Linked DNA regions of Mus musculus: region 1 is linked to region 2. A link is a loop called in an ENCODE intact Hi-C map of the cell type or tissue named here. Cell type or tissue: left cerebral cortex. All regions are shown on one strand. Each heading gives the region's core, and the rest is flanking DNA. Links, peaks and the distances in the headings are about the cores only. Region 1 holds the start of Slc35b1 (solute carrier family 35, member B1). Region 2 has its middle 17 kb from the start of Phb.

What was found. Peaks named below come from ENCODE experiments on the same cell type or tissue, not always from the same donor. Only the 100,000 strongest peaks of a DNase experiment are listed, where the experiment ranks them.
Region 1: it touches region 2 in a loop (2.4-fold over the local background); 11 of 42 quality-filtered maps call a loop at or near these places.

What each region holds. Positions count from the first base shown.
Region 1 is chr11:95,376,064-95,391,729 of GRCm38, reverse strand. Fam117a (family with sequence similarity 117, member A) reads right to left here. Exons shown (of 8, transcript NM_172543.4): 6 at 14,049-14,247; 7 at 12,761-12,911; 8 at 9,858-11,068. The coding sequence ends at 10,771. Slc35b1 (solute carrier family 35, member B1) reads right to left here and starts at 6,874. Exons shown (of 9, transcript NM_016752.3): 1 at 6,617-6,874; 2 at 5,826-5,929; 3 at 5,114-5,244; 4 at 4,489-4,519; 5 at 3,803-3,960; 6 at 2,524-2,650; 7 at 1,346-1,452; 8 at 1,052-1,205; 9 at 1-242. The coding sequence starts at 6,720. The coding sequence ends at 190. In left cerebral cortex, for the core only: a CTCF peak has its summit at 7,296; a DNase peak (open chromatin) is centred at 7,124; H3K4me3 peaks cover 1,713 bases; H3K27ac peaks cover 871 bases.
Region 2 is chr11:95,642,008-95,657,673 of GRCm38, reverse strand. No RefSeq gene overlaps it. Among named protein-coding and RNA genes, the nearest start is that of Phb, 17 kb to the left of the region's middle. In left cerebral cortex, for the core only: a CTCF peak has its summit at 8,635 (motif pointing right); a DNase peak (open chromatin) is centred at 8,634.

The DNA of each region.
Region 1 (15,666 bases), core at 3,395-11,394, 260 kb after region 2:
CAACACATCTTGTTAAACCCTAAGCACTTTGTTTAGAATATTCCATCTTGCTTCCTTTGATTTTTTTTTTTTTTTTTATAAAAAGATTGGAACCCAATCCCTTATCATGACCCGAGTCCATTTTCCCAAGATGCCACTGTTCGAGATAATAATTTAAGTGTTTCTGGAGTAGAGGAAGCCTCTTTCTTCCTAGTGGGAGGTCTTCTTTGTTCCTTTCCCAAACTTGGCATCAAGACCGAGACCTATGGAAAGGAGAAAAGCTACTTAAATTCCACAGGAGGACGTGAAGCCTGCCAATGGCCTAAGGAAGTCAGCTTAGCTTCCCTAAGGTGTGGCTTTAGATGCAGCCAACTTTGTTTTGTTTTTGTTTGTTTTGAGACAAGGTCTCGCTACATAGATTTAGCTTCCTGGAACTCACTCTGTAAATAGAGACCTTTCTGTCTGCTTCTGCTTCCCAAGTTTTGGGATTAAAGGTGGGCATCACTGTGCCCAGTTTTGGGCATAACACACTTTGGATGACTAGTTGTATATAGCTTCCTCAAAGACAAGAGAATGCCAACAAATGACAAGTCACCAAGACACTGGGAACACACACAGACACACACACATATACATAGACACACATATACAGACACATAGACACATACAAACACACACACACACAGACACATATACATACATACACACACACACACACACACACACACACACACACACACCAACACCAAAAGAAAAATCAGAATCAAAATTCGCCAGCTGTTTATAGCTTGCCTATAAACACAGACAGACAGACAGACACACAGACACAGACACACAGACACAGACACACACACGTTAGCAGGGGAGTAAATACCATACTTTGTCCCACTCAGGATCCTGAATGCCCATGACATTAAAGGGCATCACTAAGATGGAATGCACAGGAGGGAGGCCGCATCACAAAGAATGCTTCCTTTTCTCCTTTAGGAAAGTTTCCTCTAAAATAACAAGGTAAGTCTCTGCTGCTTTCCCTCTGTGGCCCCTACAGGCATTTGCTCTGGGTAGAACTCACCCAGGAAAACCAGCACGGTGCCCACCCACTGCATGGAGCTGATGGGGTTGGCAAAGAGGATCACAGAAGCCAAGATGGTGAAGAACTTCCGGGTTGTGGTGATGATGGAGCAGGTCAGGGGACCGAAGTACACGACTGTCATGAAGATAAAGCTCTAAAAAGAGAAGCAGAGTGAGACTGAGCACAGCCCTGAGGTCGCCACCCATACCAGGGCTAACTGCTCCCCTCTGCTCCCAGCCATTCTTTCTGAACCACATAGGAGGGAAGCCAAGCTGCCTCCTCCAAGGACCTCACCTGACCCAAGGCACTGGTCAGGCCAAAGAGCAGGATGTTATAGATGATGGTCGGGTACCTCTCGGCGAAGCTCAAGAACTCCCAGAGCTCCCCAGTAAACAGGATCCCTAAAAAGAGAAGAGGTGACCTGCGTGTCTTATGCTTACCCGCACACTGCACGCAGCCCTGCTTAAACACCCTGAGGGCAGCTGGGGGGAGGAACCATGTGTGGAGTTTATTCTGGCCTGGTATGCATCTTTCTCAAACTTTTATCTAGTTACAGAAACCAACTTGATTTTCCAAGAAAGGCTTCGAAGTTAATGGTTTTCTTCTGCCAAAGTGACTGATGGTGGGTATATTTGGCTTGGGTCTATAATCTCAGAGTCTGGGAAGCTGAGACTGTACGGATTGTGAGTTTTAGGTTAGCCTGAACTAGAGTGAGAAAATGCCTCAGAAAAACGAAAGTAAAATCGAAAGCCAGTGGGCTGGAGAGATGGCTCAGTGGTTAAGAGCACTGGCTGCTTTTCCAGAGGCTCTGAGTTCAAATCCCAGCAACCACATGGTGGCTCACAACCATCTGTCATGGGATCCAATGCCCTCTTCTTCTGTGTCTGAAGACAGTGTACATAAAAGAAATAAATCTTTAAAAACAAAACCAAACCAGCAATTTAAATAGTGATCAAACGCAGGCATCCTTAGATGTTGCAGACAGTGACCCACAGGTCTGCAGCTCAAGGAAGCTCCGGGAATCGGTCACCTCTAGCACCAACAGTCTTCTCCGTTATCCCAGTGTGTTACATGAAAAATACTTTCTACGTGTGCTCAGACGTCTCCAAAGCAAAGGCCGTCATCTGTAACCTCCATTCAGTGCCCTCGTAAGTCGGCGAGCACTATACTCATGTCTTGTCTACCTCATGAGAAAGACTGTTCCTAATTATCTCTGTGTGTTTCACCGTGTGCTTCTCGACTGCTGGAACATGTCTACCCCTACAGTGTTAGTAATAGGGAGAGGAGAGATACTGCCAGCACTGGTCTTTCCAGGAAGGTCTCTCAGGCATTAGACAGTAGGACATTTTGGAATTAAGTGGGGCTCTTGGCCTGCAAGGAAGTTAACAACTGGAAGCCAAGCTAGGGATAACTGGATGAGAGGAGTCTGCCCTCTGGTGATCTGTGCACAGAACAGCACAATGGCTCCTTACCAGCACCAAGCAAGAACGTGGACCAAAGGTTGATGTTCAACATCATGTGGTTGGAACCTGTTTGGTAATGAGCCCGCATATGGTCCTGGGAAACACCTGTCAGTCCATCCAGGGTCAGAGACATGAGCTGGGAAAGGAAGAAGAGCAGCCGGCAGTGAGCTGGCCAGCAGGGTGCCTCCACAGCCCTGGACAGAGTCCTCAGAATTACCCTGCCTACGGTCAGGTGCAGGGGTAGAAAGACTGTGCCAGCCGGGCGTGGTGGTGCACGCCTTTAATCCCAGCACCCAGGAGGCAGAGGCAGGCAGATTTCTGAGTTCGAGGCCAGCCTGGTCTACAGAGTGAGTTCCAGGACAGCCAGGACTAAACAGAGAAACCCTGTCACGAAAAACAAAAAAATAAAACAAAAAAAAGACTGTGCCAGCCTCTTTCGTGGCAGGCACCAGACTGGTCACAATGGGGCTGTCATCAGAGTAGAGCAGGAAGCCCACCAGTTCTCAGTGTCAAAGCCTACAAGCTGGTGCACAGGGACTGAACCAGGGAGTTGGGCAAGGGCTGCTTCATCCGCAGGCTAGCTTTCTGGCTCAGTAAGGACTGTGTTCCAGCACGGTAGTAGTAGCGCACGCCTTTAATCCCAGCACTCGGGAAGCAGAGACAGGCGGATCTTTAAAATTTGAGGCCAGCCAGGCCTATACACAGAAATTCTGTCTCAAAAGGTGGTTGGGGGGGGAGGGGGATGGCGAGAACTATACTCCAGAGCCTAGGTTCTGTGATCAGACTGCCTGGCCTGGAACCCTGCCACTTAAGTGATCAAGTGAGTGATCAAGTGAGTTAGCCTCCCCTCAGTTTCTTCACTTATAAAATGGAGGTAACACTGTGTTAGAATACTGTTGTAAATCAGCGACGATGTGAAGCACTTGGGACAGGGCCTAACACTAAATGACAACTGTCGTTCATTCAAGTCTGGCTTCTGTGTTGCCTGGAAACCCAGGGACGCACACTGCATCCTTTCCTCCTCAGCTCTCGGGTATCTCTGAGCTCACACAGGGATCTAGACACAGACCTCAGAGAGCTCTTCTCCAGGAGAGCTTCCTTAGCTATGGCTAAATATTTCAGGCTCCTTGTTGTGGCCATAGCAGAGCCAGGGACCTTTCAACAAAGACCAGCAACAGGAAGGAGTCAAGGGACAACACGCCCTCCCTTGGCTTTCTGCCTGCCTTGTTAAGGGCTGTCCTTGGTAGAATCTGCTAGAAAAGGCTGCCTTCAAAATAGGACTGCATACCAGAAGAAGCTCTCCAAAGCCAACAGTGTGCTCTTCTATTCCAACCACCTTCTTGGGCTTATACATGAAAAGAGCCACGCCAGCCACAATTAGCAATACACACAGGTACTTGGCCAGCGGGTACTTCTTCTTCAAGAGCGTCACTCCCAGGAGCATAACTACAGAGAGACAAGCAAACAAGACAGTGAAACTCAAGTCCCACTGGTCTCAGTGACCCCAGCACCCTCTTCCTGAGAGCCATGTCAAGACTGAGGGAGAAACGTCTGAGAAAGAAGCCCTACCGAGGGTGAGGTGGGAGGGGTGTCAGGCTGGCACCCAGATAAAGATGGTTGAGCAACAGGGTGTGAGTAGTGCACAGGTGGGGAAGGGAGGGGACAAAAGTCAAAGGTCCAGGAAGGACCTGGGAAGGGCGGAGGACAAGGGAGGGGACACCAGACACTGAAAGGAAGAGGTAGCTGGCCCGCACGGGATTCTGGGTGTGTGATGATAATGAAAACACGGGGGACACTACAGTAACTGAGGACACAAGGCAGGCAAGGTCAGCCTCTCGCTCCCACTTGGCCTGTGCACACCACAGGAAGCAACACCGGCGACAGGAAAGACACTAGGGAGACCTCCGACGGGATGGTGCCACCCAGAGTCACTTGGGGAGAAAGAGGAAGCCCGAGTTCACCATCTCGGCTTACCTGGGATTGGCTTGCAGGATTTACCGAGAACCTGAAATAAAAGTGAGCAAATAACTTCTGAGCATCTGTGGGGTCCCAGGAAGGATGTCGCTGCTACATTCAGAGGCGACAACATTGGCCCTCAACCCCACAGCTTGGTCTCAGGAGGCAGCCCTATCATGGCCAAACCCAACCTGTACCCAACTCTAGGTCCTAAACTCTTTCTCAAGCATACTCTGCTTTGAGTGTTTCTTTCTTTTTTCCTATTATTTATTTATATTTTGAACATAGTTTCAAGGTTTGTTTTGTTTTGAACATAGTTTCAAGTAGCCCAGGCTGGCTTTGAACTGGATACACTGCTACAGCAGAACATGATCATGAGCCTCTGATTCTGACCCTCCAGCCTCTACCTCCCAAGTACAAGGACTGCAGGCAGGCATGTGACACCATGCCTCGCTCATGCAGTGTTGGGGATGGAACCCAGGTCTTCACGCATGCTAAGCCAGCTCTACTAACTGAGCTCACTCCCTAGCCTTCTAGGATTGTTTCCTTTAAGTCACAGACCTGAGGGGAAGAGGAGGGAAGATCCCCTTAGTCCTGTCCACACAATTTCTGAGCCAACTCTCATCTCACCCTGAGGTTTCACCTGAGTTGGATAGTTGACAAACTGCAGGGCTGAGTTGCTGGAGACCATGGCACCCACATAGGAGACAGAACAGGCAGCATAGAGCCAGGTCCGAGTGCGATCCACCCTGGCAGTGTCAAAAAACTGGATCACTGGGAGAAGACAAAAAATAAAACAAAAACAAACAAAACATACAAGAGAAACCCGGTGGGGCAAGGATGGACCACTAAGCAAAAAGTTGAGGCCATAGGAAAGGAACTTGCCTGTCAAGTAAGACCGCTATTTCTATCCTCTTAAGCTGGGAAATCTCTGAAAATTATTCATCGTCCCAGTTCCCCTTAAGCCTAACACAACCACATGCTGAGTGGAGGGAGAGATTCACTGAGTTCAAGAAAGGATGGCTTAACTCTACTGACAGGAACAAAGACATGTTTGAAGCTGACACACAAAGCGAAGTCAAAGGGATAAAGGGGAAAATGTTCTAAGGGCTTTCAATGGGGATTTGGAATATAGACGGCCCAGTCGTCTCCAACTAAAAAGTTGGTATAATTTAGAGGCCTAATATTTTAATCTCATTTCACAGCCATTGGTTTTACAGTCTGTAGAGAAGCTGTTTAAATACTCAAGGGTGTGGAGGTAGGGAAAACTTTGATTTTTAAAGATGAATCCACGTCTATGCCCAGAATATGGGAGGAAGGAGAGTGAGCCCAACAAATTACTATGAGGTACTCACAGATCTTGGCAAACATAGCATTGATCACACACTGGATGAAAACCAAAGTTAAGGCAAAGGTGAATGTCTCCTGTTTGGGTCCTTCTCCATACTTCCCTCTTGTGCTAAGACGAAACACATAAAAAAGCAATTAGTGTGTGCTACTCGGTGGCATCAAGTATGTTCAGATCCACTGAGAGCTTTGGAAGTATCATGCTTTTGTGGGTGTAGTTAGAGTTAGGAAGGATTACTGAGCTCATTTACCCAAAGGAGACGATTTGATTTAAGCCTAAAAACTAAGTCTAAACAGTAGACGCCAACCTACTGCTACCATAGCCTAAGGAAAAAATATCCGTAAAGGACACAGGTAGGAGAAAAAAAAAAAGTCAAGACAGCTGAACAAAAGTATCCCCCGTAGGAGAAAAAAAAAAAAAAAAGGCAAGACCCAGAGCAAGAAGATTAACGGTCTGCAAACACCTCGGGGCTTTCTAAAAATAAAATAAAATAAGACCTGGCTCAGGTCACGGAGCACTCTTGGAATCAACAAAAGTAAAAATATCTAAAGGGAAAAAAAAAATCGCGTTCTAAAACTCCAGAGGCCGGCCCTGAAATTTTAGAATTACAAGGATGCTCAGCTAGCAATGTATAATAGCAGGGTGCAAAAAAAGGTCAGAGGGCCGAGCCGGAGAAGAGAAAACCCTGTACCAGACACAGGAAGCCTGAAGACTAGACCGTAAAATGGATGGTGGAGACTGAATTCCGGCCCTGGCTGGGGGATGCTAGGAGTCCTGCCCCCTCAAGGGTCTGCTCACATCTTCTCCTGCAGGATCCCATAGTAGAAATAGCAGACAAAGACACCCAAGAAGCAGAGCGGCAGGCGCAGCCGATCAGGCACCAGGGATCTACTAGCGGCCATGAGACGCACGGACGAGTCGGCCGAAGATCCGTTCAGAGCAGGTAGCGGTACCGGCGGCGAAGGCGAAAGCTCCAGGCGGACATCGCCGGCCGGCGGCAGGGACCTCATAGGAGCTGCGTGCGACCGCCGGCTCGTAGGCCGGAGCAGCTACCTCCAGATATGCCAGCTCAGAGCTTCCGAGAGGGAAATGCCTCCTGCCCCGGCAGGAGCGTTCTAGGAAAGAAGGAAGGCTTTAAGATCTTGGCTCCATTCCTGGTGGCCAGGAAAGCCAGCCATATCGAGGTTATTGTCTCCTCTTTTAGGTTTTTCCGATCAGGCAACGCCGAGGACATCTACAAGCTGGAGCTCGGTGGGGAGGCCTAGGCGATTACGCGGCGTATAGTGATGACGTATAAGTATGTGGATGTTATCAATTGGCTCCGCAGAGCGAAAATAGACAGATGGGCGGAGAAAGAGGCGGTGAGGCCAGAAGAGAATTAAAGGCTTTTTTTTTTTTTTGCAGTTGGCTGTCAGGCCTCGGCTGGGTCCTAACGCCAAGAACGCTTCATAGAGCCGTAGCGCCCTCTAGCCGCTGCCCAACGTTAGCGACTCCAACCCTGTCTACCCTGTGTTCAAGACCTGGCTAAGAAGTCCAGGTCCTCTTCTTTGGGCAGGGAGCCACCGGGCAGGCTCTGTGATAGGTCAGGGCTCTTATCACTTAGAGGCAGCACATCACGTGTTGCTTAAATTCCGAGCTACAGTTTTCTCGCTCTGCAAACGAGGGGTAATTAGTAATAACCACCCTGTCACTCATTGAACGGTGTGAGGATTAAATGAGCTAAGGTTTACCAAAGTGTTTTATAAACTGTTAAGTGTGCTGTGCAAGTTTGGAGTATTAGTCATCATATTTTCTCAACTCTAATCGTATTTCCTCACCTCTTCGAGGTGAAAAATTCAATTTATTGAAATGCCTTTTAAAAAACAACAAAAGACATAATCACATGTAGCGCAGGCTGTCCTCGAATCTGCTATGTAGAATAATGTTGAATTTACAATCCTTTTCTCTTTACCTCCCTTCCGAGTGTTTTTTTTTTTTTTTTTTTTTTTTTGGTTTTTCGAGACAGGTTTCTCTGTGTAGCCCTGGCTGTCCTGGAACTCACTCTGTAGACCTGGCTGACCTCGAACTCAGAAATCTGCCTGCCTCAGCCTCCCAAGTGCTGGGATTAAAGGAGTGCGCCACCACTGCCTGGCTCCCTTCCAACTTCTTAAGTAAATTTTCTTCAAGACCTTCCAACTCTCCAATGAAGCAACACACACACACACACACACACACCACACCACACCACACCACACCACACCTCTTCCTATTTTTGGTCTCATCCATGGACTTCTCCCTGATTTAACAGTTGGGTCTTCACCTGCTTTGCTAGAATTGCAAAAGCAAGACTTAACACCAGGTCACCAAGTCCCCTACCTAATAACAGTCCCAATTGTCAAGCAGTTGTGGGTCTTGGGTTGCTTTCCTCTAAGCAGGCTTGCTCCTTTGGCACGTCCTCAGGCAAAGGAAGGAAAGGCAGGCAGCACCACACCCATCACTGGGGACCTGACTCACTAAGGCTTTGGGGACAAGCCAGACATCTTTCAAGGCTAGGAGGACTAAGAGAAAATAGGGTCTGTCCCTTTCCTGGTGTCTCCTTCTGGGAGTCACTATACGTTTACTTTCTTGGCCTTTGGTTTATTCTAGTGAATCAGCAGACAGACACTTCCAGGGAACCAAACAGTGAGTCTGGATTCCACTTCTGCCTTTTATTTTCCAACTGGGACCTCAAACAATTCACTTGACCTGGGTTGAGTTTCCCCATGTGTTTTTTATTTTTTTCCAAGACAGGATTTCACTGGCTGTCCTGGAACTCTCTGTAGACAGGCTGGCCTTGAACTCAAGAGCTCCACCTGCCTCTGCCTCCTAAGTGCTGGAATTAAAGATGTGTGCGGTTGCCGCCGCCACCACCTGGCTGAGTCTCCTCAGGTGAGATCAATGGTGATAACCAGCAGGGGGGTTCTTTGGTTAGGAAGCACCAGCTGTGAAGTGGGTCAGGGTGCCAATCCTTACTCCCTGACTTGGTACAGTCTTTTTAGAAAAAGCTGTTTGGATATTCCTTCACTCACAGAATGGTTCTTCTCTCACCCCAACGGTTGTCATATTTTCTTTTTTTTTTTTTTTTTTTTTTTTAAAAGATTTTATTTATTTATATGTAAGTACACTGTAGCTGTCTTCAGACATTCCAGAAGAGGGAGTCAGATCTCGGATGGTTGTGAGCCACCATGTGGTTGCTGGGATTTGAACTGCGGACCTTCGGAAGAGCAGTTGGGTGCTCTTACCCACTGAGCCATCTCACCAGCCCGGTTGTCATATTTTCAATGACATTCTCTTACATCTTCTCATTTGGTTTGCTGGTGATAGTACTTGGGATAGCCTGACCTGCGCTCGGGGGATGGGGGGTGGGCGTTCCTGAAGTCTTCTGAGACAGATATGATTGCACCACTGTATTCCCCCCAGTAGAATGGAAATGCCTTTTGCTGAAATGCTTCATAAGTTCCACGCACTAACAGAATGTTGGGATGGTGATTCCCACTTTGCTCAAACATCTAAGAGCTCTTACATCTGAGAGGCTATGAAAGGACAAGGATGGTTTCTGTGTCCAAGGCTGCACACTCTTGCCTTGGGTACTCACTGGCACACAGATAGGCATGGTAGCTACTGCCTTAATGCTGCTCCAGCTACAAGCCATTTCCTAGTCTCATTTTCCCTGCAAGTACAAGGAGTCCCTGAAATGCCAGACTGTCTCCCTTCAGTTGTATTCACATTCTCTCTCAAGTCCACTGACGCTCAGGAGCTTTTGGGGGACTCTTATTAGAATGGGCCGCTTCCCTAGTGACTTCCATGTCCACTTGCAGGACACATCACATTCTCCATTCTACACAAGATGTCATGTTAATGTGTCTTTGTGAAAAGTCTCTAGCAAGGCCCATCCATACAGCAACTAGACCATTGTATGTTAAATGGAAGTTCCTTCTCTTGAAGACAGGATACAGTGATGGATACAATACCTTCCACTCTACTTCACTCCTCCCATCCCAGGTATTCAGAAAACCCAAACTGCTGGAATACATATTTATTTGGTCTATTAAAATCAAGATCTGCAAAAAATAAACAAACAAAAACCACAATAACCTCTAAACACAAGATATGAAACCTTGAACATTAACATTCTTCAATTTTGTGTAAGCTCTGCAATACGGAAAATATACAAACTTCAAATAGCTGCAAAAATAGTGTCTTTGGGAGAAAATAGAGTTTCTACATCGATACAAGAAAAATAGGCATTTTTCTAATTCAACCCAACCTTGGGGTGGGTAGAGGGCATGGAGCTGCTCATGCCCCCTGGGGCAGGTGGCGAGTACGGGGCTGCTGCATGCCCCCTGAAGGAATGCCAGACCCCTCTTCCCACTATTCACTTTGGGTTGGGATTCCCCTAAGACAATCTTTAGTCAGGGTAAAACTGAGATGAAAATGCCACTTGGGAAATCTCATGGTCCCCTGCCAACAGCTGATTGGTCAAGTGTTCTGGCCCTGAGGGCCACTCTGGTCAACTCCTCTAGGAGGGAGGCATCTGGTCTGCCTTTCTGTGTCTCTAGAGTGGAGCTGTCAGGAAGCCTGTGGCACCTCCCCTCTCTTAGCCACAGCCAACTGTTCCATGACAAGAGCCTCTTATAAGTCATCTGGACTCACACCCTGGGCTAGAAGATTCAAGACCTTCTGGCAGGTGAGGGAAACCGCAGGTACACAAGTGTAAGTTGTGAGCTGCCTGCTGCTGGTGGAGGAGGTAAGTCTCCTCCCTGTGGAGGGCTGATGTCCACCAAAGGACCTGGGGCTTTGACACAATAAAGGAAAGTGCTCAAAGGCCAAGAGGGAAGGAAGGGCTCCTCCATCCCCCAGCTTGGGAAGCTAACAAAGAGCTTGCCACCAAGGCACTAGTCTCCATGGTAAAGTGTGGTAGGGGCCTGGGGGACTCAGACTACCAAGGAGCTCTGGAAAAGCACAGACTCTTCCGATGGTGGGCTGCGCTGCCATGGCTCAGATGGCAGCGAGGAGGCCTTGGAAGCTTCTGGACCCTTCCGAGGTGCCCTGGGGCTGGCAGTGGGAAGAGGGGAGCCAGGGCTGGAGGGGCAGTTACGGAAGATGAAGCCCATACTGGGGAAGAGGGGCTTGATCAAGCTGACAGGGCAGAAGGCGGAGCCAGTCGGGTTGAAATGGACTTTGTTCTTGTCAGGACAGGAAGTCAAGAAGGCCAAGTCAGGACCTGGGGACCTGAGGAATGGAGAGAGACACAGACACATAAGTGCAAGAAAAATAGCCAGCGAAGCAAGGAGGACTGCCTGAGCAGGGTGCCTGGGGAGCTGGAAGGGTGACTGCCTCAGCAGGGCTTCTGGGGAGCTGGGTTCCTGCTCAAAATGACAGTAACCTGGTCAAAACCTGGAAAGCTCTGCCACTTTTGAGGCCCCTCGGGTCTCATTGCTGCTGTGGTGGGTTTTGCCTGAAGCATGGTTCTCAGCCTTAACCCTATTCACATCCAAAGTTGAATGATTTCCTGCTGCAGGGATCATGGTAGAGAACACTTCCCTACAAGTCACAGGACATTTAACAGCATCCCTGGACTGTACCAACTAGCTATCAGCACGATCATGTCCCTTTCTCCCTAGTTATGACAACTAAAAATGTCTCTTGGGCTAGGGACATCAGGAGCTTCCTACCCATCAGGAGCTTCCCAGGAGGAAAGTTGCTGACGTGAAGAAAGCCCAGGACTTCTTAGGAAATAACTGATCAACACCACCTTCCTTAAAGGTCTAACACAGAGTGGGAAGCTAGCAGAGATGACTGGGAGGGAGACTGCTCTAGCTTCATGAGCCTGTGACAGAATGAGGACCAGTCACAGCCTCACTTCTACCTGCCTCTATGGGAGAGGGAGGAAAGCTACAAGCCTGCATAATTTGCAGAACAAAACCTTTTTCCTCCACAGTGCCTCAGAGGACCAGAAGTCAGGAGAACACCAGGCAGCAGTGGGAATGGTAACGAAGACCTGCTGACAGTGGGTTTGTTTTTCCAAAACGCCCACTCCCATGGGTTGTCTTCTCCCTCAGCTGAGATACAAATGGTGCCCTCAATGCCCAAACCCAGACCTAGCCAAATCTTTACTCCCACACCATGACTAAACTTCCTGGCTGCTATCAAAACCACAACTTCCAGTGTGAATCTGCCTAAACGAATATAAAGCTGCAGGAGAAAATAGAGCAAGCTCTCTCAGGCCTACAAAGGGGACTGGGGTGGACTCAGGAAAGGCCATGGTCAAACCCCACACGGATGGTAAAGAGATCAGTGTCTGGCTCCTGAACCGTCCAATATGACTTGAGAATATTCCAAAGTTCTTTCTTGCAAGAATTAGAAATTTCTCCCTGGAAGTTTACAACACTGGAACTGAACAGCCAGTGGGTAAAGAAATACTGGTATGTTCATTTTCTCTCTCGCTCATTCATATTCATTCTCTGTCTCTCTGTCTCTGCCTCTGCACCTCCCCCCTCCCCTCCCCATCATGGTTTAGCAAGTCCTCACACTCTCCCCTCTACCCCCCATCATGGTCTAGCAAGTCCTCACACTTTCCCCAGGGATGGTTAAAAAAAAAAATAGAAGGAACAAAAAGGCTTAAGTTTCAGATCTCTTTCCCTTCCAGCTCCCGCTGCGCTTGTGGCTGGCGTGTGGGCAGAAAGCAGGTTTCTATGGAGATAATGATAAGCAAAGAGTTAAGTGCTCAGAGTAGGCAATGTCAACAAGTTTGATCATGGAAAATCTGCGAGACCGATCGTCTGATGTTGACAACCTCTAGACTCTCTAGACTGGAGAGACTGGAGACTGAAGAAGGACCTGAACAGTGGGACAACACGGGCTCCCCTTCCATAGTGTCCCTCCCTCCCTCCCTCCCATGCTTCATCCATGGGATGCACTCACGTGGCCTCCTCAAACACACGCACTCTCTCACAGCCTTCTGGGGGCTCCCGTTTGAAGACGTAGCTGTGATTGGGCCGAGGGGAAGCAGCAAAGGCAAGGACTGGAGACGGACTGCCATCTTCTAGGAAGGCTGGGTTGCCTGGAGAGGAGGCTAGAGAGAGAGCAGGGCTGAGTCAGTGGAGACCAAGGAAAACCTCTACTCTCCTTAGCTCAAGCCTTCTGTACCACGGGGCTGGGTAGCGCTGCTATTTGGGCTGCTGTGTTTCATGCTACACCACTGGAGATGGGGGCTGTAGCTCAGCTGTAGAGCACTTGTTAAACAGTATGAGGCCATGGGTCCTATTCCAGTAGCACCACAAGAGGGGACAAAACTTGCTGAATTGATGGAGAAGATTCCTTGTAATCCTGTATTCCCAGGAGCAAAGAGAATGCCTGGACCTCTGACATAAAGGAAATACCTGCTGTCCTCTGCCTTCTCCTGGGGCCAGTGCCCTGGCCAAGGAGCACCATAGCTTCATCCCTTCTTTATTTTGGAAAGCTAGCCCCTCCTTGCAGAGAGGACTCCTGTATTAACTCCAAGAAGCAACCTTGACTCTGCCCCACTCAGAGGATAACATTTCTCTCACTTTCCATCCTGTGACTGCACTTTGCCTAGGCTGCAAATATTGACTTTATCTGTGTTTCTCTTATACTTCTTCCTTCCCATTCTGTGCTGTCTATTTCCTGTGTGTATTGTTAAATGATGCCCTTGACCAGCCTAGCTCATGAGGTTACTATGAACAAGTCAGGTGGTGCGGGCAACCGTTTTTTTCTAACACTGGGTGTTAATAGGATTCCTGCCTTATTCTAAGTAGAAAGCCAAGTCCTACATGGTAGAAACTAGGGATTTAGAACCAAAAATTTGTGGAATCAGTCTGGGTCAAACATGCAGGACCCTGAATAAGAGACTATATTCTCTTATCTAATTTGTAACTGCCTTGAAGGTCTTCCTGGATATGAGTCAAGGGAACCCTTGAACACAGATGGGCTAGCTTTCTACCTTGGCAGCCTGAACCTTAGCCAAATAACAGGGATGGGAAAGGTTGCTCTTTTGGGTAAGAGAATTTATAATATAAACATGGAGTCAGAGTGCTGTAAGGACCATTATTATCACAGGTATAGTGTGCAGAACTGACTCACACAGAGCTGGTTGGTTCAGAATGCTAGGCCTGAATGCTTCACAGCAAAGATCAGTGGAGTCCCTGCTGTAGCCCAGAGCCAGCTCTAGTGCTCCGGTTCCATGACTTACCTTTGTTACCGTGGATGGATGCTAGTTCCTCGGTGGCACCCTGGTGCTCCTCACGGCTGGCCTGGCTGGGAGGCTGGGGGGATGCCAGTGGCACGGAGGGAGAGCTGGTCAGGTTGCCTGGCTCCAAAAGGAGGGAATGGTCACAGCTGCTATTCTGTGGAGGAGCTGGGGCACGGTGCCCATCAGGGACCTCAAGTATCTGACGAGGAAAGAGAAGAGACTCAGTCCAGGGTCTTCTCAGGCCTGTGACATTGCAGTGACCCTCAGGGGTCTCCCTGTACCTTTTCTCTTAGCCTCGAGGACAGAAGAATGTCACTTCCTTAAGCCTGACAACTTACAGTCTAGGAGAAACTGTTTCTCCCAGAGTACTTTTGTTCTTTTTCCTCGAGACTTGTTAATCCTCTCTACAGTCACGTTCATTTGTGTGATGTGATCAGTGCCCCTCTATGTACACAGGCTCTTGGACACAAAGGTGACTGATACATAGGGTGACATAATAGGGCCAAGGTACCAGAACATCACACATGCTATAAGCCACTGCAGGACAAACGTGCAGATGGTTTTCATACATTAAATACCTCACATCCTTCTTTTTAAATATTTGATGATATTTTGTCTCCCAATGAACTAGTGTGTGCATGTGTTCAGGGGCATAAGGAATCACCCATACATCCATTGAAAAATCAGCCAGCAGCCAGCTGTGGTAGAACATGTCTTTAATGCCAGCACCCAGATCTCTGAGTTGATCTCAGTGCTCTTGAACCCACAGAGACCTTCCTGCCAAGACAGACTAGTCTACATATGGAGTTCCAGGACAGCCAGACATAGTGAGACCCTGTCTCAAAACAACCAACCAAACAAACACATAAAAATAAACAAACAAGCCAGGTGGTGGTATCGCATGCCTTTAATCCCAGCACTTGGGAGGCAGAGGCAGGCGGATTTCTGAGTTCAAGGCCAGCCTGGTCTACAGAGTGAGTTCCAGGACAGCCAGGGCTATACAGAGAAACCCTGTCTCCAAACAAACAAACAAACAAACACTAGCCTGTAGGGAAATAACAAGCTGAAGCTTGTGAGCATCAAAATTATGTTCATACAGCTCAACTGACATTCCCCAACTGAACTGTGCCAATATAAAGATGTCCCGAGATGGCAAAGGAGGCGGCTGGTGATTCTGCCTGGGCATGGGGTGGAGGAAGACTGCATATGGCAACTGTACATGAAGGACTGATGGGTGCCTGTGAGTAGTGAGACACGGGGAGGGACGTAGTGACTGAAAGTAAGGCAGTGTGAGCTGGGCACGTGTGGGTAAGGGTAGGGGCCCTCTCTGTGCTCATCTGTGATGGCTAATCTAACTTTATGGACATTAACATCCCAGCAGCAACAGTCTCTGAGCATGTCTGTGAGGCACTCCCTGAATCAGGTTAGCTGAGCTGGGCAGAGCCACTGTAAAAGACACAGCCCCATCCCCAGCAGGGGTCCCACACTGAGTAAAGAGTAAAACCCAAACTGAGGCCAACACTCGCTGCTTTCTGTGTCATGGCCACAGATGCCCCTTGACCTTCTGCCTCACGCTGTTACCATGACTGCCTACCACAATGGGTCACACCTGGGACTG
Region 2 (15,666 bases), core at 4,883-12,882:
TAAGGGTTTAGATCCCCAGGGCCCACAGAAATGCTGGGTGGGCGTGGCCATCTTCCTGTAATCTGGTTCTTAGAAGGAAGATTCCCCTAAAGTGAGCTGGCTAGCCATACTATCAATATCAGTGAGCTCTGGGTTCAGCATGATGTCGTGCCTCAGTAAATAAAGTGCGTGGTAGCCAAAGAAAACACCCTATATGAACCGCTGGCCTCCACACACATGAACACACATGTGCACTCACACCTGTACCCGTGTTGTCCCATCCCACGGCAGCTCTCATTCCCTCCCTATCCCCTCCCTAAAGACGATGCTCAGTCTTCATTCATCATGGGCTGGGGGAGCCTTAGTCAGTGCAGTTGCCTACAACAGGCAAGGGGGGGGGAGGAGGAGGAGGGGGAGGAGGAAGGAGAGGAGGAGGAGGGGTAGGAGGGAGAGGAGGAGGGGGAGGAAGAGGAAGAGGAGGAAGACAGCATATGATTTAGAGGAGAAGTAAAACTCCATTAGCAGATGACATGATTACATATGTAAAAAATCCTAAGGAATACACAAAAGGACTATTATAAGCAGTGATTACATTTAGAAATGGTAGAAGATGCAAGAGCAAGAGGCATTTGGAAACTAATGTTGGAAACTATCACTTATAGGGGACTAGAGAGATGGCTCAGCAGTTAAGAGCACTAACTGCTCTTTCATAGATCCTAAGTTCAATTCCCAGCAACTACTTGGTAGCTCACAACCATCTGTAATGGGATCTGATGCCCTCTTCTGGTGTATCTGAAGGTAGCTACAGTGTACTCATATACATAAAATAAATAAATACATCTTTTTAAAAAACTTATTATACCATCAAAACTATGACATTCAAAACGATAACATATTTAGGAATACACATTTATACCTGTATGATAAAATGATAACCGTCGTTAAATGATGTTAAAGGAGACCTAAGTGGAGAGATGCTAGTGATCTATTTGTATGGGAATGGGCTTCATCCAGTATACATAAAGAGCTCAACTGTAAAAAATAAAAACCCAGATGTAAAATGTTTACAGGACACTGAGATGGCTTAGTGGGTAAAGGTATTTGCCACCAAGACAGGTGACCTGAGTTGGAGTCCCAGAACCCACATGGTGGGAAGACAGAGCTGAGTCCCCCAGGTTGTCCTCTGACAAAGCTATCAAGAGCTCTACACCTAAGGTCACAAAAGTGTTTTAGCTTGTGCATTTCTCAAGAAATGACTTAAGGATGCCCTAGAGCCAAAGAGGAAGAAAAGCTGAAAGAGTGAGGGTTCAGAAAATAAGACACCAGCCAGGCATGGTGGCGCACACCTTTGATCCCAGCACTCGGGAGGCAGAGGCAGGCAGATTTCTGAGTTCGAGGCTAGCCTGGTCTACAAAGTGAGTTCCAGGACAGCCAGGGCTACACAGAGAAACCCTGTCTCGAAACCCCACCCCCCAAATAAGACACCCAAGTGAGAGAGGGCAAAGGTGTCTAAGACAGTGGTAATGAAAGTTAGGCAGGAGCCTGAAGACCACAAGGAGCAGATGGGAGCCGGAGGAGATGTGACTAGGAAAGATGGTTGAAGATCCTGAGGGGGAGGAGGATGTGGAAACAGCTCATCCAGGGACGAGGTCACTGCACAGGCTTGGGGAACTGAGTTCAATCTCCCAGAACCCATGTAAGAGATGGGTGTGGCTGTGAGTGCCTGAACTCCCAGCACTGGGGAGGTGAAGAGAGGAGGGTCTCTGGCTAGTCAATCTACATAATGGGTTCACTCTGAGATCATTTTCTCTGAAAAAAAATAGATAGAGAATTATTTGTCTTTTAAAGATTTATTTATTTATTACATGTAAGTACACTGTAGCTGTCTTCAGACACACCAGAAGAGGGCATCAGATCTTGTTACGGATGGTTGTGAGCCACCATGTGGTTGCTGGGACTTGAACACTGGACCTTTGGAAGAGCAGTCGGGTACTCTTACCCACTGAGCCATCTCACCAGCCCCCTAGATAGAGAATTATTAAGACACCTAATATTGCCAGGTGGTGGTGGCGCACGCCTTTGATCCCAGCACTCGGGAGGCAGAGGCAGGCAGATTTCTGAGTTCCAGGCCAGCCTGGTCTACAAAGTGAGTTCCAGGACAGCCAGGGCTATATAGAGAAACCCTGTCTCAAAAAACCACAAAAAAAAAAGACACCTAACATTAACCTTTGACCAGCACACACACACACACACACACACACACACACACACACACACACACACATATAGACATACACATACCAGTAAGGTGGAAAATGACTAAGGAAACACCTGAAGTCAAACCCTGGTTATTGTGCAAGTATGCACAGGCATACACACAAAGTTTGCATTCCCAGCAGTAGGAAAGCAGAGATAGAAGGCTCCTTGAGACCCACTGGCCAGCACCCTAGCTTAATTGGCAAGTTCCAGGCCAGTGAGAGATCCAGGAAAGAAAACAAGGCAGGGGCTGGAAAGATGCTCCAGTGCTAAGAGCACACGCTGCTCTTGTAGAGGACCTGGTTCGGTTTCTGGCACCCACACGATTGCTCACAGTCTCCCATAACTCCAGCTCCAGGGTCTCTTCTGACCTCCTCAGGCTCCTGCATGATTGTGGTGCAAACCAACTCATGAAAACACACATACATAATAACCTTTAGACAACAACACCTGAGGTAGACCTCCAGACCACACATACATGCGTCCATGCATGTACCTGCGCGCGCACACACACACACACACACACACACACACACACACACACACACAAATAAAACAAATGAATGAAATACTAAAAGAAGATGTTACTTCTATCAGTGTGCGCATGAGTTAGCAATAGGTACATAGAAAAGTAGTCAGAATTTAAAGAGAGGCAGATTTCATTCCTAGTATATGACCATAGGAAAGGTCTCCGTGTGCGGACTGTGCTCATAGTGAAAGATTAGCACTTCAAAGCTCCCGGAAGTGTGTTATGAGATAGCTGCTCTGGGTCAGAGGGGGCAGGGAGGACGGTGTGCATGGGCTCAATATTCATCTCCTCAATGGAAGGGAATAGGTAAGTATTGGCCGTGGGGAATTCTGCAAGTAGAGTAGGTAGTGTGTTTATGTTTAGAAATGTGAAGGGGTCATCAGAGCCAACAGATAAAAGAGGGACAGAGTGAAGCCAGATGTGGTGGCACAAAGCCGTAATCCCAGCACTTGTGGGTGGAGGCAATGGGATCAGGAGTCCAAGGAAGGTTATTCCTGCCTAGACAGTGAGTTTAAGACCAATCTGAGCTACTGAGGGCCCAGTCTAAAATACACACAAATGAAGATTTGAAAGCACCTGGGAGTCCTGGCGTCTACTTATAATCTCTCAGCACTCCCAAGGTTGTGGCAGGGGATAGAATAGGAGTTAGAGACCAGGAGTTAGAATTAGCAAGACCTTGCCTATTAGCTAGTTACTAACTAACAAAAGTGTGATCTTTTGCAATGGTGAAGAAGAGGGGAGGGTGCTCCTCACTCTTTAAGCACCTTCTGGAACTTGGTTCATTTTTAAAAATTTTGAGACTAGGCTGGTCTTGAGCTCACAGAGATCCAAGGTCTTTGCCTTCTTAGTGCTGGGATTAAAGGTGTGTGCCATCACAGCTGGCTGGAACTCTGAGTTCTATATACATCTATACTACATAGGTATCTATCCTTGACAATAAATACAAAAAGAGCAACAATAAAAAGAGCATACAGGCTCATGCCTGTATTAAAGCACTCAGCAGGCTGAGGCAGGAGGATCATGGGGTTGAGACAGCCGGGGTTACATAGCAAGACTCAGTCTCTAAAAGTGGGGGCAGGGAGGAAGAAGACGAGAAGGGGAGGAGGAGGAAGAAGAGAAGGAGAGACAGATGCTTATAAGAAGAAAACAGACAGGAAAAGTAGCAGAGTTTTGTGTAAATGAAACCCTATTGTTAGTGTAAAAAAAAAAAACCAACTCTGTATGTAACCAAAGTTGTTTTCCTAACCTGCTAAAAATAAGCGGAATGTGTTAACTGGATTGATTGGAGTCATCATTTCATAATATGTGTATATCAAAATAATTACATACAGCATTGATTAATTAATTACCAAGAACATGCCGTGATAATTACACAGCACAAGGTGCCTATACTTCTTAGGCACAAGCACAAGACATCTAGCTAAAGCGATGTTTTTCTTTCTCTATAATACTATTTTTTTGGATCATAAAAACTGAAATAAAAACCAGCGAACCTTAAGAAACAGCCGCTATTAAGACTTTTGGCATCCTTTTTTAATGTACAGATAATTGGGATCCGACGGAGCACCTGGCTTCCATTCCCTTGGCTTTCCCCTGAATGTTTTTGCAAGCATAGGGGAAGGTGACAGAACAGGACAGGAGGAAGTGGCAGTTGACTGTGTCAATGATTCTTTAGGGATAGGAAATTAGCAGTGAAGTAGGGGGTGGAGAATGAAGTGAGAAAAGAGGGGTAGCCCATCCCACAGGTACTGGGACCCCCCTCCACCGACGTGGAGGCTGCCAGGAGCTACTTTATCTGGTGTTGCAAGGGTGGGTTTAGGAAAGGGCATGGGAGCGGAGCAAAACCTTCAAAAAGGCAAAGATGTTGACTGGGGAACAGAGAGGAGACCTGGGTCACAGAGCAGGGATGACAATACAAAGACAGGAGGGTGTGAGGCTAGGGGTAGGTAGAGGTGGAGTCGTGGCAGCTTCATGATAGCTAAGGTTGAGTTGGAGGAGAGGAAGTTGGGGGACTGGGCAGGTTCCAGGAAAGGCGTGAGCCACGAGATGGAACGAAGCAAGACTTCTAAGACAGGGCAGACTTGATGGCCAACCTGCACCCGTTCAGGTTTGTGACTGTGAATAATGATGGCTGTTAGCAGGTCCTGAAGTCCCCTGCAGCAATGGCTGGCTCTTCAAGCCAGGTGCTGGAGTATGTAAATAGCAGACTGATCCAGCTGAAGTTTGGTCACTTGTCATAGCACAAAAGAGGGCCGGAGAGATGGCTCAGCAGTTAAGAGCACTGGCTGCTTTTCCAGAGGACCCAGGTTCAAGTCCTAGCAACCACATGATGGCTCACAACTGCCTGTACAACTGTCCTAGTCAGGGTTTCTATTCCTGCACAAACATCATGAGCAAGAAACAAGTTGGGGAGAAAGGGTTTATTCAGCTTGCACTTCCACATTGCTGTTCGTCACCAAAGGAAGTCAGCATAGGAACTCACACAGGGCAGGAACCTGGAGGCAGGAGCTGATGCAGAGGCCATGGAGGGTGCTGCTCCCCCTGGCTTGCTCAGCTTACTCTCTTAGAAGCCAGGACTACCAGCCCAGGGATGTCACCACTTAAAATGGGCTGGGCCCACAAGGGGGGACCCTTGATCACTAATTGAGAAAATGCCTTACAGCTGGATTTCATGGAGGCGTTTTCTCAAGGGAGACTCCTTTCTCTGTGATAACTCCAGCTTGTGTCAAATTGACACACAAAACCAGCCAGGACAAGTTTCTGTTCCAGGGGGTCTGACACCCTCACACGTGCAGGCCAAACACCCATGTACACAAAGTGAAAATAAAATTAAAAAGGAGGGGAAGTTAGGTGGAGCGGTTAGAATCTCAGACGGGCTATCGGGTAGCAGAAAATGGTACCTGCCTGGGAGGCCCTGAGGAAGGGTTGCTAAGGAAACCTGAGTGAGTGGGCAAGAAGGACATGAGGTGCTTTTTGAGATAATCACGTTGGGAACGAGAGGCTTTAGAGATGTTTGGGTGGTGACAAGGTAGGGGGAAGTCAATGGTCCTTCAAAAGGTTGGAGACAGTCATTAAAAAAGGGAAGGGACTGAGGGCTTGTCTTCTATAGGCAGAGGGTAGGAATGGGAAAAAAAAATTATGTGAGAACTACCTTTTCCATCCTCCCACCCATTACCCCCAGGATGGCTGCAAAGAAGACTTCGGGGAACAAGGAGTCCTCTGGGAAGGGAGAAGGGAGTTTGAGCATCAGAGACCAGGGCGCTGTGAAGGGAACGGATGGGTTGGTTTGGAGATGTGCAGAATGGTGGGAGGGAACAGGGTCAGAGTGGGACTTGGGGACCCTGAAGCCAGGGCTCTCTCATGGTGATGGGGAGGGCGTGTTAGAGAGAGAGAGAGAGAGAGAGAGAGAGAGAGAAGCTACCAGCTCCTGTCAGGAAGGTTGTGTCAGTGGTTAGCTCAGGTGATGGTAGAGGGAGCTGGAGGACCCCTCACCCCCATTGTCCTTGCTCTGGGCTGGGCTCTGAGTTCCTTGCTGTGACACACTTGCCCTTCTATAGGGTCACCACCTGCACATTGCTAGCTCTCACGGGACACTGTAACACTCATTACTCCTCCCTGGCCACCACTACTCAGCGCTCACAGAGAGCAAAACACCATGAAGATTGTTCCAGGGCACGGAGCTTGGCCCAACTCCACAGAGGACTCCTCAAGAGTGAGTCAGAGTTCAGCAGGCCCCGAACGTTGGCTCCACCCTTCTTCCAACACAGCTACTGTTCGGTTGTGCTCTGTCAGATCCTGTGCTGCGGCCAATTCAGAAGTGACAGAAGCTGAGCTCTTACCTTCTAGGGTCTCCTGATCTTTAGACTGAAAAAAGAAGGAAGGGAAGGAGGGAGAAGGAGGCGGACCTGTGTTGGAGTCAATCCCGGGAATCCATCTCTCCAGGTCGCCGAGCCTGAAGCCATCTCCAAACAGGTCTCTTGGACGTCTCAGGCTGTGCAGGGTGAGCTGTTGTGGGAAAGGACACTGAACTCCAGTCAGGACACTTGGCCATTCTGTGACTACAGTTGCGTCTTTGATTTGTTTCCTCTTTTGCAAAATGGGGGTGATGGAGCTCCCCCCCCCAAGTGGTGCACAGAAGCACCTCAGGGCTCAAGTGAATGCCAGCTAGGGCTGGGATCATCTCCAAGGGCTATTCCAGCAGAGGCTGCCCTCCCTCCTCAGGACCACTCTCTTTTTGTTATCCCAGAAGTGCAGCCCCAGCTGGAAGGAGGAGACACGGTGCCTCAGGTGGACACCCATGCAACCAATTCGTCCTGGGAAAAAGACATAAAATCTCAGAAATGGCATAGCCCACCTCTTCCCCAGGGCTGCCAGGCATGAAAAATCTTAAGCTCTTGGACACGGGGGTGGGAGGAGCAAAAGCGGGGTTCTTGACACTGCTGAGGAAGCCCCCAGGTGTGGCTGCTACTTACTGCCCTCCAAAGGAAAGAGCAGCGAAGAAGCTGGGGGCTGCAGGCAGATCCCAGCAGAGAACTGAAGACTGGTTGTATCCTAGAGAGGGGCTGCATAACCGCTGATGTCACCAGAGGAACCTGGAGTCAGCTTCTCTCTCTCCTCTCCCCCTCCCTCCTCCCCTCCCTTCCATTCCCTCCCTGCTCTGTGTGCACTGGCAAGCACAGGCGTGCTTACACATGCTCCTGGCATCTGGAAGCCAGAGGTTGACCTTGGGTGTCTTCTTCAATCACACTTCTACCTTATTTTTGTCTTTGTTCTTGTTTTTTGAGACAGGGTCTTACTATGTAGACCAGACTGGCCTTGAACTCATAGAGGCAGGCCTGCATCTGCCTTTTAAGTGCTGGGATGAAGGTGCTGAAAGTGGGGCTGGAGAGATGGCTCAGCTGTTAAGAGCACTGACTGCTCTCCCAGAGGTCCTGAGTTCAATTCCCAGCAACCACATGGTGGCTCACAACCATCTGTAATGGGATCTGATGCTCTCTTCTGGTGTGTGTCTGAAGACAGCTGCAGTGTACTCATATACATAAAAATAAATAAATAAATCTTTAAAAAAAAGAAAAAGAAAAAGTGCTGAAAGTGACGTGTCACCACGCTCTGCCGTCTTATCTCTATGTCAAGGTCTCTGAGCCTAGACAAGTGAGCCTAGAGCTCACTGATTGAGATAGACTGGCCCTCAGATCCTCTTGTCTCCTTCCTGGTGTTAGATTACAGGCATCTACAGCCATCCTTTGCTTTTCGCCCAGACCTCATGGTTGAATAGCAAGAATTTTATCAATTGAGCCATCGACTCTGGTCCTGGAAACGGTTTTATTTATTTAAGTCCTACACGACAATGGCTGGACATGTGGCTCAGCATAGACCCCTTGCCTAGACATGCTAGCACATGCTAGACTCTAACACCTAAATAAATAAGTTACTAACGTGGTGCTGGATTGAACAGCAGGCACTAAATGAGTGTGGGTATTCCAACCAGGAGCAAGGGGTGGACCGGTGGTGTGGGCTTCTGACTCCCATGGACACTGAATACCATCATTGCAAGCACTGTGTCCAGCCTGGAGGAGGCAGCAGGGTGCCTCTGGTCCAGGTGGGCTGTGAGAGGCACCAACATGGACTGACTCTTTGTCTCCTGTCCCTTGCTATAAGTGTGGAAACATTCTGTCCAGTCCCCGAGGAAGAGAGCATCTGCGGGTCAGCTCACAGCCTTGTTGAGAGTGACCGAGTCCCCTGTGAGGAGGAAGGTCTGCCCCGGGGTGAAGGCCACTGGGACTGGGCTCAATTTGGAAATGAATCAGAGGGAAATTGATGCTCTAGGGACTGCTCTAGCCAATGGGGAATCAAAAGCAATGCTCCACATGGCCACTAGGAGGAGCCAGTGTCCTTGAGTACAGGGTGGCGCTCTCTAGGGATTGGGAGCCATCTACCATGGGAAAGGGTCAGCAATTGCAGGGTCTCCAGGCCTCTTCCAGACACCTTCCCTTTGACCCTGTCACACACAGGCTCCATGGAAATAGACTGTGCATGGTTCACTGGTAATTGCAGATTCTCCATCCTCACCCCAATGTGTAATTTTTTTTTTTTTAGGGGGTGAGGTGGGGTGGGAAAGCCAGTCTCCATTTCTGCATCTGAAAAACATGAGGATTTGCTTCGTCAGATGTTTTCTAAAGCACAATCATGGGGGGAGGGGGGTAGAGGTTCACCCATTCCTGGCACGGCCATGTAACTCCTGGCTGGTGTTGGTTTCTGCAGGCAAGCATCAGTTCCTGGCCTGACTTCATCTTCCTGTGTGAGGCTATTCCTCTGGAAGGCATGAGAGGCAGCAACCTCCTAGGGACACTGAGAGAGCCATCTGTTGATCTCTATGCTCTTGATATGACCCCTGGGCCCTTGCCCCAGGGCACATTTCATCTCTAAGTGTAGACAAGGTTTCCAGGTCTCTACTTGCTTGTCCCTCAGATATCTACCTCACATGTCTTCCCCACCCCCACCCCTGCTTCCCTTCCCCCAATCACCTAAGCTTGCAATCCAGGTGTCCACATCGAGCTCTCTTGTCTCACGTGTCCCACTCCATGTTCACGAAGTCTGGGCAGGCTTTCCCTGAAAATGTCCCCACCCCCCACCCCCACCCCCACCCCACCATCACCGTTTCTTCCGGAACAGTCCGTCTCCCTGACTCCAGCCTGTCCCCTCTCCGGTCTATCATATCTCTCTGCTGCCAGAGTGCTCTCTGAAGCACAAATCTGATTATGCACATTTCTGTCCTAGCATCCCCACTGTAGCCTTGTGGTCTGAAGATGAAGCCAAGTCCTAATGAGACTTCCCAGTCCATTCATGGTCTGACCCTTGCTTGCCCGGCCTAAGCTCAGTTCCCAGCATGCTCCTTGACCTGTCTGCACCACACTTCTCTCCATGCTCTGATCAGCCAGCCTGTGTTCTTCCAGGGGCTCCTGGACATCTGCCTGGTGAACTCAGACTCCTCTGCAGAGGCTGGGGTCAAGGACAAACATTTGTCTCCTTTGCGTCCTCCTCGTCCTCCCTATGTCCCTCCCCTCCAGTTTCCAGACAGGCTTCCCATTACACATCTTATGTTTCTCTGTAATCTGTCTGCCCTCGCCGATAGGCCAGAATCCCTATTTATGAATCGCCGTGCCTAACTCTGACTCTGTGGAGGGATTCAGTACATGTGCTGAGTGATTAAATGCTTGCAGAAATAGTCCTGGAAGTCACACGCTGGGATATAATCTTCCCTTGTCTCCCTGAATTCCTTGGAGTCAGGGAAAGGGAAGATGGGCAGCAAATGAGGTGGGAGACCTGGGCAAGCAGTGTGGCTCCGTCTGTCGTCGTGGGGCCTCGGGCACACAAGTTTTATAAGTCTAAGCATATTCCTCAAAGGAGGGGCATTGGCCTCTGCACTGCAATTACCACCTGGCTGGCGGGGTTGGGGGGGGGAGGGTCCCTCCTCACACAGGGAAAAGTGCCTTCTTGTCCATCCTTCTGCCTCCACACCTCACTGACAGCAGACTTTCCCTTTCAGTCTCAGGGCAATGAGAAGTCTATGGAGGCTTTTAAGTGAGGAAGTGACATGATTTGATTCCCATTTTATAAAGATTGCTCTGTCTGCTGTGTGGCAAATGCACTGTAGGGGGACAAGAGTGGAAGCAGGGAGGGGCGGAGGGAGGCACAGAGAGGAGGGGGGGAGGGAGAGACAGAGAGAGAGAGACAGAGACGGAGACAGAGAGACAGAGACACGGAGAAACAGAGACAGAGAGAGCAAGAGAAAGAGAGAGAGCAAGAGAGTGAGACAGAAGCAAGAGAGACACACAGAGACAGAGATGACAGAGAGACAGAGACCCAGAGAGCAAGAGAGAGACACAGACACAGAGACAGAGAGAAACACACAGAGACAGAGAGTCCTTTCCCAGATTCCTGGTACAGAGGTCTTGAAAGAGAGAGAGAGACAGAGAGACAGAGACAGAGACAGAGACAGAGACAGAGACTGAAGAGATGGAGGAAAGTGAGCAGGTAGACACACGCTTTAGAGGGAGAGATGATGTGATTGGTAACTGAGACCTCTGCAGAGAAGGCTCCAGAAGTGTATATAGAAGTTAAGGGTGGGTTGAGCCAGAGAGGCTGGGTCTGCAGAGCAAGGCACACAGTTCTCAGGTAGAGCACTCACTCACATGGCGGTGGAGATGAACAGATTCTCAGGGAGGTAAGTGGGGAGAGCCACAGTTCTGTCTCTTTCAGTCAATCCTTTTGTTTGTTTTTGTTTTTCAAGACAGGGTTTCTCTGTGTAGCCCTGGCTGTCTTAGAACTCGGATCTTTAGACGAGGCTGGCCTTGAATTCTCAGAGATCCACTAGCCTCTGCCTCCCCAGTGCTGGGATTAAAGGTGTCATCACATTCAGCTCTGAGCCTTAATGCCACCATTGGCCACAGAGCCCTTGCATGGAAAGAAAGCCTCTTGCCCTAAATCTATCCAAACAAGAGAGATCTCTTCAGTGGAATCTCAGCCTGAAAGTCCCCTTGGGCAGGCCAGCTTGGACACAGTGGCTGTAGAAAGGACAGACATCGGTCCTCACGCACTACCACTCTTGATGACGCCTTTTCTCTTGGTACTGCACTTTTCAAAGCTTCCTACAGTTTTCTGATGCAACACTTGTATAGAGGTCCTGGCAGGTTTTGATGGCAAGAGAAGAACCAGTTGAGTACAGGAGATGGTGTGTGTGTGTGTGTGTGTGTGTGTGTGTGTGTGTGTGTGTGTGTGTTGGGGAGTGGGGAGAACCTACAGCTGGAAGAGCGCTCAGAGCAAGAAGGTGGTAACTGGCCACCCCTACCCTGACTGCTGCCCGCTCCCTCAGCTCCCCCAGCTGCTGGGGAGGGAGGCTGGGGAGGAAGGAGGCCCAGTGATTAAGAGCTCCGGTTGTCAGGGATAGGGGCCAGGGGGCACGCCCCCTGGGTGACATTTTCTCGCATTGTGTCCTGCGAACAAAAACGAGTCTTATTTGAGGAGCTGGAGTGGGGAGGGGCAGGGGGGCGCCAAAGCAGCCGAGTGGAATCGTGGCTCCAGGGAATAGCCATTACTCATCAAAGGCCGGGGCAGCCCGCGTCTTTGTGTGCCCTCCGCAACCCGCCCGTGCCTGGCCACAGGCCCCGGCTGCGATGCTCAGGGCTGCGGGCGGAGCTGGGATCGTGTGTGGGCAGAGCCAGCTCTGGCGGCCTGGACCCGGCGGGCTTCCTGGAGGAAGGGGTGTGGAGCAGGGCAGCAGGGAGCTCAGCACCCGTTGGTGAAGCGCTGCAGGCTGAGCGGGGGAAGAAAGGACCGGGGCTCGGGAGATCAGGGACGAGGCGGAGATGGGGTAGAACCTCTAAGGTGTCAACGCAGCCCCCCCAACCCCCGGATGGAGTGTCCTGGAGGGGATGGGGGAAGGGGCCGCTTCCTGCTACACTAGTTATTTTGGGGCCTGAATCAAATCAAATCCGCCGCAGCCCCCAGAGCCCCCAGCAGCTGCGCACAACAGCTGTCCGGCCACCGAGGGCGAGGGGCGGCTGGAACCGTGCTTCCTGCCCCCCACCCATCTCTCCACTGCCCAAGGGTGTGGGCTGCAAGAGAACTAAGAGGGCAGGACAGGGCTTTGAGCTCGAGACAGAAACCTGGGCCTCCCCCACCCTGTGCTGTGCTAAGGTTACAGCTGAGATTGGCCTCTCTGTGCTCTTTTCTGCACATTCCCTCCCCGGTAAGCCCCTTTCCAGATCCAAGCCGTGCCTGCCAGAGCAATCCCCCCTCCAATGCCCCTAGTCCCTTCGGAAGCCTTCTGATCGTCTCTTGATGAAATGGGCTTTTTCTCTGAGCCTTTATCCTCAATAACGTCCCCTCTGTCTTTCGCTTTTGCCTCTCTGCCTCTGAGATTTTTGGGCATCTGTTTGGCAAGCACCTTTTCTTCAGACTGAACCTTCTTCCTGAGGGACCAGTAAGGGTGTGCTCTGAGCACTCCTTCCTCAAACCCAGTCCAGGTGTAACCTTTCTCTCTCTCTCTCTCTCTCTCTCTCTCTCTCTCTCTCTCTCTCTCTCTCTCTCTGTCTCCCCATCCTCTCTCTCCTCCATCCTCTCAGCCCTGCTCTGGGTATCTGTTCATTAGGCACCTACTGCCGGGGTCAGAAACAGCTCAGCCCTGGCCTGTGCCTGTAGGCTCCAGCTATGCCCGATAGGGCCATCTCATGCCAACTGGAATCCCGGGCATTGGCTTGCCAGAGAGTGAGGAGAGCCCCACATTCTCCTTAGTCCACCCTGGCCTAAGGCCAGCTAGTGACCACAAGTGTGAGCAAGCCTAACCATGGCCTGGGGCAGGCCTGTCCCTCAGGTCACAAGTCCATGACGGGTCCTCTCGTGCCCATCTTGTGCAGAAAGAACCCCATTGTCTGGGGGGCATAGCTGAGGGGTGAGTTCAGAGGCCAGAAGACCACTGGCTTGGTCATCGTCTTCTAACCACGGCAGGGCTCTGGCCCAGGAAAGTACCCACTGTAGGGGTGGCAGTACAAAGCACACAGAGCCAAAAGCCCCAACAGGGGCCCCGGCACTCCCCGCTCCAGCCCTGGAGATGGCCCTTCCTTTCCTTCCACATTCCTACCGGCAGATGCTCTTCTTTCCTTCCCCTACGCCAGGTCACTCTCCCCATCTGGGAGGACTCCAACGCAGCCACTTGGAGGGGAAGCTGGGGGTGTGACACCTGTCCCTAGGGGCCCCCTGGGCAGTCCCTGCAACCCCACTGACACTGGGGCAGGAGCCCAGCATGCTTTGATCTCCTGTGTAGCACATTTATGGTCAAAGCTGCCAAGACAAGGAGATGCGGCCAAGGAGCGCTTTAGACCACGCCCACTGTTAAGCTTGTCTTCTGGTCTGAGGCCTCCTTCTCCTCCAAACAGGCCTCCCCTGGTGGGCCTTCTGCTAACTTTCCCCAATTTCCCCCCTCCTCCCACCCCTCTGTACTCCACAGAGTATCCCCTCAGGACAGCAGCATCCTTTTGTCCTCTGTGGACCCAGAGGACAAAGAGACATAGACAGTGGCTGAGATAAGTTTCTCTCTGTCTCTGTCTGTGTCTCTGTGTCTGTCTCTGTCTGTCTCTCTCACACACACATGCACGCACACGCACACACGCACACAGAGACTCGATGCCCCGACCATCACCCTCAGCCCCTGCAGCCAGCCAGGCCAGCCTAGGAAAAGTCGAAAAGGAAGCCATTTCAGAAGATGGGATCCCTTCAGCTTTTTGGCCCTCCAGGTCTGGTCAAGGTTCTACCAGACACTTGTGAGAAGAGGGATGTGCCAGGGGTAGACTTGTGACCATGCTCCAGCAGGACTCATTTGGTTCTTGCTGCCGGGAGCCTACAGCGGAGTCCTCTATGGGGTCATCCACACATGGCCTGGTAGTGAGAGGCGGTCCCTACACCCACCTTCCCCGGGTTGGCTCACTCCTGCTATCAGATGATCTTTGTATCTGTGTCTAGCCTCAGGTCTTCCTGTTGCAGCCTATTTCCCACCCCAAGTGACAGCAGGGACTATGGGATTCAAGAAAGGAGACAGAGAGACCCACAGAGCAAGAGCCTGAGACAGGAAAGCCAGCAAAGCCAGCAGTCAAAAGATGTGGGGGTGAGAGGAGAGGAGATAGCAGGAGGGAGGATGGAGGGTGGGGGAGGGGGGAGAGCAATAGTGAAGAAGTGCTGAGCCAGGAACAGGGAGGAAGGAAGCCATCAGCCTTGGCCTCCCTCCTTCCCTCGCTCCCTCCCTCCCTCCCTCCATCCCTCCAGCCTTGCCGGCACCCTTCCAGACACAAATGCATCCGATTGGGCGATTGGGTGGCTGCCATGAAGGCTCCTAAAGGCTCTGTCCTGCAGAGATCACCTGGCCAAGTGTGGCAAAGTACGAACTGCTACCACCCCAGAGCCATCAGCAAGCCAGGCCATCCAGTTCCAGTCTGAAGCTAATCCTGGGAACCAAAACGACAAGGAATCTACCCTTGAGGACTCCTTGCTGGTTCTTGAACCGTACTAACCACTAGGAGACCCAGCCGCTGGCCACCCCCCCACCTTCCGCTTTGCCAGGCAGTGACTATTTGCTGACTGTCTCTTTCATGTTGCTAATCGCCCAGCCCCATCTAATTGGTAATTAGCCTTAAGAGCCCAAGCCTGGGCTCCACTAATTGCTGTTTGTCTCACCCTCATCTCCGGCAGCAGAGCCATGCCAACTCAGTGCCTGGGCTCTATCCGGGGCTGCTGGCATCCATCTGTGCCAGGCTCAGTAGAGGTTTCTGTGACCCCACCCTGCTCTCTCTTCCAGGGGTGCTGTGATCTACAGCAACAATGTCAGCCCTGAGGATGGGCGGTCTCCAGGAGTCCTTGGCAGCAGCCTACTGTGGCCCCCAGCTTTCATTGATATTCCACACCCAGTTACCAAAAAATTCTAGCCAAGAGTGGGCCAAGGCATGGGCACTCAAGGCTGGCAACCTGAATTTGATTGCCTGAACCTGCGTAAAGGTGAGAGAACCAACTCCACAAAAGTCGTCCTCTGACTTCCACACATATGTCCCCACTCAGGCCATGTGCACATATACAAATAATAATTGTTTATTTTAAATTAAAAGGCAACCTTGAACCACAGCCCCTGCTGAGGAGGAAAATCTGGAAGGGCTCCCTGGAGGAGGTGTCCTTCAGGTATTAAAAGCTAAAGAAGATTTAGCTCTCAGAAAAGGGAAAGGGGACATTCTAGACAGGAATAAGCAGTCCCCTTATAGAGGCTCTCAGGGATCCAAAGGTGACTATGCAGTGCTACTCCAGGGTCTGTCAATGTGGGTGGTGGGAAGGGGCTGCTGAACAGAGGACTAGCTTTGGGGGCC